3 separate regions of the Homo sapiens genome follow, and regions 2 and 3 are each linked to region 1. A link is an interaction called in ENCODE POLR2A ChIA-PET data of the cell type or tissue named here. Cell type or tissue: HepG2. All regions are shown on one strand.

Region 1 (2,500 bases):
CTCACTGCAACCTCTGCCTCCCAGGTTCCAGCAATTCTCCTGCCTCAGCCTCCTGGGTAGCTGGGATTACAGGCATGTGCCACCACGCCTGGCTAATTTTTGTATTTTTAGTAGAGACGGGGTTTCACCATGTTGGCCAGGCTGGTCTCGAACTCCTGACCTCAGGTGATCCGCCTGCCTCAGCCTCCCAAAGTGCTGGGATTATAGGTGTGAGCCACCACACCCAGCCAGCCACACTTCTTTTTTTTTTTTTTTTTTTTTGAGACAGAGTCTCACTCTATCGCCCAGGCTGGAGTGCAGTGGCATGATCTCGGCTCACTGCAGCCTCTGCCTCCTGGGTTCAAGCGATTCTCCTGCCTCAGCCTCCTGAGTGGCTGGGATTACAGGCCTATGCCACCACACCTGGCTAATTTTTGTATTTTTAGTAGAGACGGGCTTTCACCATGTTGCCCAGGCTGAATCTGACTTCTTAAAAACAAAGTTAGTCACCAATACCTTTATATGTAATGAGTTTATCCAAAATCAATATTTAAGGCTCCCTTTGTTTTACCTGAGGATACGACATCTAAAGTGGGGGAGTTTAAACAGTGAGGTGAACTTGCTGGACTTAACTAATCTCATATATCCCTGATAGAAACTGAAAGAGGGAGGAGTTGATGGGGAACAAAAAAAAGCAAGAGAATCCAGTTCTTATCTAGTCGTAAAAGGCATTCTCTTCCTGCCTGGTTTTTACCTCAATATGAGAGTGGCCATTAATCTCCAGCAAGTAGGCGCAACATGCCGAAGACCTGTCAGCACCATATAAACAGAATAAAGCAAACTGTTAATATTGCTGTCGTGAGAAAACTGAAAACAGACTGATTAATTGTATTAGCGCTCGACCGCCAGGGAGCCAGCTTTGGCCGTCGCCTTATTAGGGAAGTCATAGTTTGCTTTTAGGCCTTTCATTATGATGGCTGTCCGGTATTCATCCTCACTGTTTTTGTTATTGTTGTTAAATGAACGCCTTGTTCTTGAACCCACACTGCACATCTTGACTGGCAGGGGTGATTAGTTTAGAAAAAGTCAGTGTCCTCCCCGAAGCTTAAAATGTTTACAGTGCTGACAATTCACTGTTTCTGAGGACTCCCAGATGGCGGTCCTGCTGAATTAGTTCAAGGTCTAGTTAACTTTTCATGAGAAGAATTATTTACAGTGTCCACACATGAAGGTGCATGAAGAACTCTGTGGAAAATCTGGGCATACATGGCAATGTCAGGACACATCCGGATCAGCAGCTGTTAGGGAAATTTCTGGGAGGGACGTTAAGAACTGCTAGGAAGAGCCTCAGCTCTTGCTGAACACAGGAACAGCAGGATGTGTCACACACAGGCACGGTAGAATGTGTCACCTCAAGGCCAGATTTGGCCAGCAGACATGTTTTGTTTGGCCTCACAGGGATGGCCCCACAAAGTTTTGAAATTGTGAAATAGTTGCCAACTTTAAAAAAATCAGGAGTTTTCATGCACACACAAAGTGAAGCTTTCTGGTTTCTCTTGGGAAATGAGTTCTGATTACACAGAACTTCCCTCATTCTGTGTAGCAGAGATCAGCTTTAGACACTTGACTTGCCACTTTGCCATAACTTCTTCTGCTCTAGTTTGTCTCCCCAAACCCAGTGCCACTTGGCATATAACACATTGCTGCCCTGTTTTTCTCATCTCCAGCCCATTTAATTCGTTTATGGTGGTTCCCTGGGCCTAGGCATTCGAGGTTTTAACCCCAAGGCCATGTAATTAAATATTAAGAACAGAGTTTGTCGATGTCTCAGATACTAGATCCGTAACTCGGTCAGGAAGTTCATCTCAAAGGATGCCGAATGTCTAGATGTGGTTCTCTCAAAAGACAGACATGAAGAGTCCTGTAGAACTAGAGGAAATAACACCAGGTCGACTTCAAAGTTCCTCAGAAGATGTGTTGGGGTGTCCTAAGGCTTGGGCTAGGCCATTACAATGCGCCCCTCAGGCAGTTGCGGTACAGTGATTTGAGGGAGGGACCATTACCTGGAGCAGCAGCCTCACCACAAAGCTGAAGATTAGAGCTGGGTTACCAAGCCCAGGTGGGGCAAACTGAGAAAAAAGAAAAAAGTGAGGACACAAATGGAGGTGGTTTATTATAAACTCTGCGTTAAGTTGGACGGCCTGAGCTCAGAGCTCATTTCTGTCTCTGTTAGCTTTCAGAGCCAGTTTTCTCACCTGGAGACAATACCACCTCATAAGGAAAGTGCGAGGATTCAGGGATTTAATGCCCAGAACAGAGCAAGCTCTCAGGAAATATTAGCTGCTATAACTTTTATTTTAAGCAGATCATAATTCAGGAGGAGCCAGGAGGTGAACAGGGGAGAAGAGGCAAAAGGAAGATGAGCCTGGAGGCATCCAAGAGCCTGGGATTCAGGGAATTGCCACACCTTTCTGTGCAGAGCACACAGGATCAGTAGAAGTTATGAGATGCGGACTCTGGC
Region 2 (2,500 bases), 78 kb after region 1:
TAGCATACTCTGCTACTACATCTAGTCTGTACACTTTTTTTTTTTGAGACAGTCTCGCTCTGTGGCCCAGGCTGGAGTGCAGTGGCAGGATCTCGGCTCACTGCAACCTCCACCTCCCGGGTTCAAGCGATTCTCCAGCTTTAGCCCCCTGAGTAGCTGGGATTACAAGTGTGCACCACCATGCCCGGCTAGTTTTTGTATTTTTAGTACAGATGGGGTTTCGCCATGTTGGCCAGGCTGGTCTCGAACTCCTGGCCTCCAGTGATCCGCCCGCCTCGGCCTCCAAAAGTGCCAAGATTACAGGCATGAGCCACCACGCCCAGCCAGTCTGCACACATTTAAAGAATATTTTCTACATCAGTCTTGAGAACAAACATCAGCCTCATGGAAAAGTGCATAGCAGATGAGCTTCTAACAGGGTTTATCCGCTTTTTCATTTTTAAAATCTATTTTGTCAGGTAATCTTACCAAAAAAGGCAGCCTCCCATGAAACTTAGTCCAAGCCCCATTGCTTTCATCCATCTGGCCGGACTTCAGAAATGTCCAGCTTGTCCTGAAGAACATGGAGACTCCTCCCAACACGCTCAACGTTTTGAATTGGTCTTTGTCATTTTGCGTTTCACTGCAATCCATACCACCCTGCTCCTGAGGACCTAAACTTGTTGGGGCATGGACTTTGTTCTTTGCCTTGGCACTTTCTTCCCTTCTTTAAGCCTCATGTACACATGAAGCTTCAAATGCCTAATTGTACTCAAACCATATAAAGGCTTGTTTAAAAAGAAGGAACCTGCTTTATTATAAAATGTGGAACTACTTCTTCCCATAGATGGTGCTGAGATGCCTAATTGTTCTCAGCACAGCTTGAACAATCAGTCCATCAAGAGCTGTGTTTTCTGTTGCCCTGTTGCCCTTAGATTTGCCCCTGGGCACAGTGCATGGAGAAGGCTCCATGGAGGCTGAATGTGGAGATGATTTTGCCTAAAGTTGTCACTTACTTACCTGCCAAAAAAACCATCAAGCCCCAGATGTGTCAGTAACCTTACAAAGACTCTTTCATTTTTCTGAGGAACCAGCTGTAGTTTGTCACTTTTTGAAAGAGACTTTCATGTTAAGTGTTTAGGCAAAATTTTTTGGTGGGGAAGGGGTGGGGATGGAGGCAGGTGGAACAAAACTCCAGAGGAGAAGGGGAGAGAAGCACTGCCCAGAAGCTGGGCTTTCCCCGTGGCTTCCTATTTGCTCGGCCTTTGTTTTTGTGAGTCCTTGCACAAACAGACTAAATACCTGGATTATGCCCTCATCTGGACTCAAATACACATACATTACATACCCTTTTCTCCCTAATCAGCCTGACACATTCCTTTGTTGGTAAATGGTTCCAAAACAAACACTGTCAGGGCACCTAATTAGCAGGTTTGTGGGCTGCGCTTGGCAGTCTTGTTACATCCTGTTCAACAATAGAGAACAACAGCCTTGGCTAGGCCGGTCTTCAGGGAGGGAGTAGCTTCCCCCAATGTATATGCCATTTTTTAATGATATTTCCTTTCTGTGGCTTTTCTTGGGAAGCAGCCACTCAGTGAGTATTGCAGTGAGGTGTGGGATCCTAGAAGCAGCTAAAGGAAACTTCTGCTCCTCTGTAGAGTACCTTTTCAGAGGAGCTGTTTGTTTCTAATCGTTCTTTTCTTTCTCTGGTGTTGAAGAGGAACATTTTGAGGAACTTTCTCAGTGGTTCTCTAATACCAATGGTGGAGGACCAGACTCTCGCTTGTGTTTTAGAATTATAAACTAATAGAGATAGAAGGGACTGTGGGGACCCTTTAGACATTTTGGGGGTGGGAAACTTGAAGCCCAGACAGCTCACATGTCGTGTGCATGGCAGAGGCAGGGTGATGACTCCCCAGATGGAATTTGACCCTTCTTCAGCTCTGACTGCCCACTCTTAAATGTGTTTATTGTGTCAATGACAGTTTTCTTTAATGAAAACTCTTCAGCACAATGCTAGTTTTTCTGGATTTTAAACTTTAGTCAAAGAGTAACTTGGTAAATAACATTTCACCTTGGCCTGGTGGCTTCTGTATTCACATGTCAAAATGTTTCAGAATGTCTGCTAACATAACTGAGACTTCTGTGAAAACCTCAGGGCTGACCTGACCCTTTATGCCATTAAGCCACTTGATAAATATGGTGCATTTATAAACACAGTCCTAGCTGCTGAAGCCACCATTGTGTTTTGAGGCCATTTGGTCACTTGAATAGATGGCTGTCACCTAGACACATTTCTTACCAAGCTTCTAGTTAGGTATCTGGTTAATATTGTATTGATCATCTTAGCTTTAAGCATTTCAGACAGCTTAATTTTTTGCTGTTTAAAGAGGAATTGTTCATCGTTTAACTCATTTTAACTTTCTAACTATAAAACTAATTGATATTTATTATAGAAAATTTGAAAAGTACAGAAAATTAAAGAAAATATTCTCCATTATTTCTCCATTTTTCTACACAT
Region 3 (2,500 bases), 56 kb after region 1:
ATCCCATATATTTTTCTGGATAAGAAATGTGCCTTCTCGGTTTCATCTTTGCCATTCTAGCCACTGAGAAAAATGAAATTGAAATTTTTTAAATCTTTTATTCCCTAAGACCTAGTTTCCAGCAGAGAGCAAAATGTAATTTGATAGGAGTGATGGTGGCCACTCATAAATCTACCCAATTGCATTAAACCAGATTAAACTATCACATAGTTTCCCAGCTCTAAGCAGAAATTATCACCTTTGGGAGAGGATCAGATAAGAGCTAATTGGTGGCATCACAATCCACCCTCAGTAAAGTGCTTGATTAGCCAAAATTTAAGTCTTGTTAGAGTAGTCCCATAATGGATTGGGGAGGGTGAGGAGCAGCTAATTAGAAAAGAGACACTTCTATGTTTATGTACAAACATCCCAGCATTGAGCCATGATAAGGAGCTCAAAGGTTAATTATGGGAAAATGGAGTTTTGAACAACTTTTTGAAATAGGAATATCCCATATACTTTGGTGATATTTATTTATTTTGAGATGGGGTCTCGCCCTGTCACCCAGGCTAGAGCACAGTGGCCCAATCATAGCTCGTAGTTCACTGCAGCCTCAAATTCCTGGGCTCAAGGGATCCTCCCACCTCAGCCTCCTAAGTAGCTTGGACTACAGGTGCATACCACTGCAATCGGCTAATTTTTTAATTTTTTACAGAGATAGGGATCTCACTTCATTGCCAGGCTGGTCTGGAACTCCTAGGCTCAAGTGATCCTCCCACCTTGGCCTCCGAAAGTGCTGGGATTACAGGCATCAGCCCCCACATCCAGCTTACTTTTCATTTTCTATTTTTAAGGATTGATGAGTAAGAGAAGTAAAATTTAAAATTGAGGATTCAGAATAGTCTCGTGAGGTGTGTTAGGATTTTCAAGCTTGAGCAGAATCCACAGGCTGTTTTTTCCTAACTTCCCATGAACTCACCTGGCCAAGGCCACTAGACTTCACTCTACCCACCTATTAAATGAACTGAGAAATGACCCTAGAAACAAAATGCAACCTTTCATGGTTGTCTGGCCAGGCAAATGCAACTGAACTATATGGGAAATTATTTCACAATGTGTGACAATGTTGATTCTTCCATTTCGTCAAGCCAGCCTGTTCCTAGTGAGTGGCAGGTGACCGTTCACTGTGAATTGGGTCTTTTGGTTAGACTTTCAGAGACGGAGTTGTTTGTCAAGTGCAGCAGCCCTCTTCACCAAAGCATTCCCGACAGTCGCTCCAAATCTAGATGTTACACAATGGCTAAGGAAGCTTGTTTTGAAATGGAAGGTAAATTGACAAATCAGAGGGAAGGAATTAGCCAATGCATAAGGAAATTTGATGAGAAAGAGCTTTTTCCTCTCTTTTTTCTTGCCCAGGTTACTAGTTCTCTGTCTTCTCCGCCCCCCATAAATTTTGAATTTTGTGGTGGTGCTGAGGGAGTGAAGGTAACCAACATAAAAGAATCATTTGTGCCCTTTTCCCAATCCCACAGATCTCTATTGGCTGCAGACCTTGAACATGACACTGCAATTTCCTGGTGCCACACATGAGTAATAAGCAGCTGTTTCTGAAACTGTGGTTTGGGGAAGGCAGCACTAGGTTATTTTTTAACTTAATTGTAATTTTTGATTGGTCTGCAAGAAAGTAAATCAAATAAAGTCTGTTGTCTTAGTCTGCAAGAAAGCCATAGGCCTCAAATTCCAATGCTGACCATCTTGACCAGAATAGAAGAGGGAGGCAAAATGTGTGTATCCCTGAGCTGGAAGTTCAACCAGGCAGATTTCATGGGCTTCTTTCACACAAGAAGGGTAAGCATATTTGACATATTTGTCAGGGACTGGATGGTGGAAAGTGATATTTGGCAGTTCCTTGAGTTCTAGAAGTACCTAAAATGATGGTGAAAAGAATTTATAGACAGACTGCAAAGGTGGAAAAATAGCAAAATCTGGAAGCCGATACAAGCTTGATGCTACATTTTGTCTTTGTGTTACAGGGCAATAAAGTGACCTAATTTTGTTACAAATGAAAATGTGTATTCTTTGAATACCCAGTTAGTATAACACCTCTGAAATAGTCATATATACACACTCCCCAAGTAAATAAATCAGACTAGTACCTTCCTTAGTACAAGACATTAAGTTTAATGGAAAACAGAAACAAACTTTCACCCTATTTTGGACATCTGCCTTTTCTCAAGGAGATAGGGCAATTTGGTATATGGAGAAAGGGAAAGGAGGTTGAGTGCAGGGAAGCAAGGAAATGGGGGAAGAGCTACACGTTTCCTTCTAATTACACTGTCATGATTTTGTTCACGTAGACATGCCCTTTGAGGGAATAAATAGAGATAACTAAACCTCATCTCAGGTCTGTTTCACTATCACTAGTCATATTACCAAATGACCGCCTGGTTTAACTAAAAACTACCAGCCTTCTAATGCTAAAGATGAAGTGTCCTTTTGACTTTTTGAGGGGTTGTTATAA

What was found. ChIA-PET counts read pairs that join two places held together with the same protein. Peaks named below come from ENCODE experiments on the same cell type or tissue, not always from the same donor. Only the 100,000 strongest peaks of a DNase experiment are listed, where the experiment ranks them.
Region 2: POLR2A ChIA-PET joins it to region 1 with 33 read pairs; 2 of 35 experiments call an interaction of 5 or more read pairs at or near these places.
Region 3: POLR2A ChIA-PET joins it to region 1 with 15 read pairs; 3 of 35 experiments call an interaction of 5 or more read pairs at or near these places.

Annotation. Positions count from the first base shown.
Region 1 is chr2:207,925,277-207,927,776 of GRCh38, reverse strand. All of the region lies in intron 5 of PLEKHM3 (pleckstrin homology domain containing M3), which reads left to right. Among named protein-coding and RNA genes, the nearest start is that of PLEKHM3, 99 kb to the left of the region's middle. In HepG2, no CTCF peak of the experiment used is centred here; a DNase peak (open chromatin) is centred at 1,336; H3K4me3 peaks cover 323 bases.
Region 2 is chr2:207,846,877-207,849,376 of GRCh38, reverse strand. The region is part of intron 7 of PLEKHM3 (pleckstrin homology domain containing M3); the gene reads left to right. Among named protein-coding and RNA genes, the nearest start is that of FZD5, 78 kb to the right of the region's middle. RefSeq lists an enhancer at 1-204. In HepG2, a CTCF peak has its summit at 1,245; DNase peaks (open chromatin) are centred at 646, 1,356 and 2,046; H3K4me3 peaks cover 1,206 bases.
Region 3 is chr2:207,869,135-207,871,634 of GRCh38, reverse strand. All of the region lies in intron 6 of PLEKHM3 (pleckstrin homology domain containing M3), which reads left to right. Among named protein-coding and RNA genes, the nearest start is that of FZD5, 100 kb to the right of the region's middle. In HepG2, no CTCF peak of the experiment used is centred here; a DNase peak (open chromatin) is centred at 1,144; H3K4me3 peaks cover 854 bases.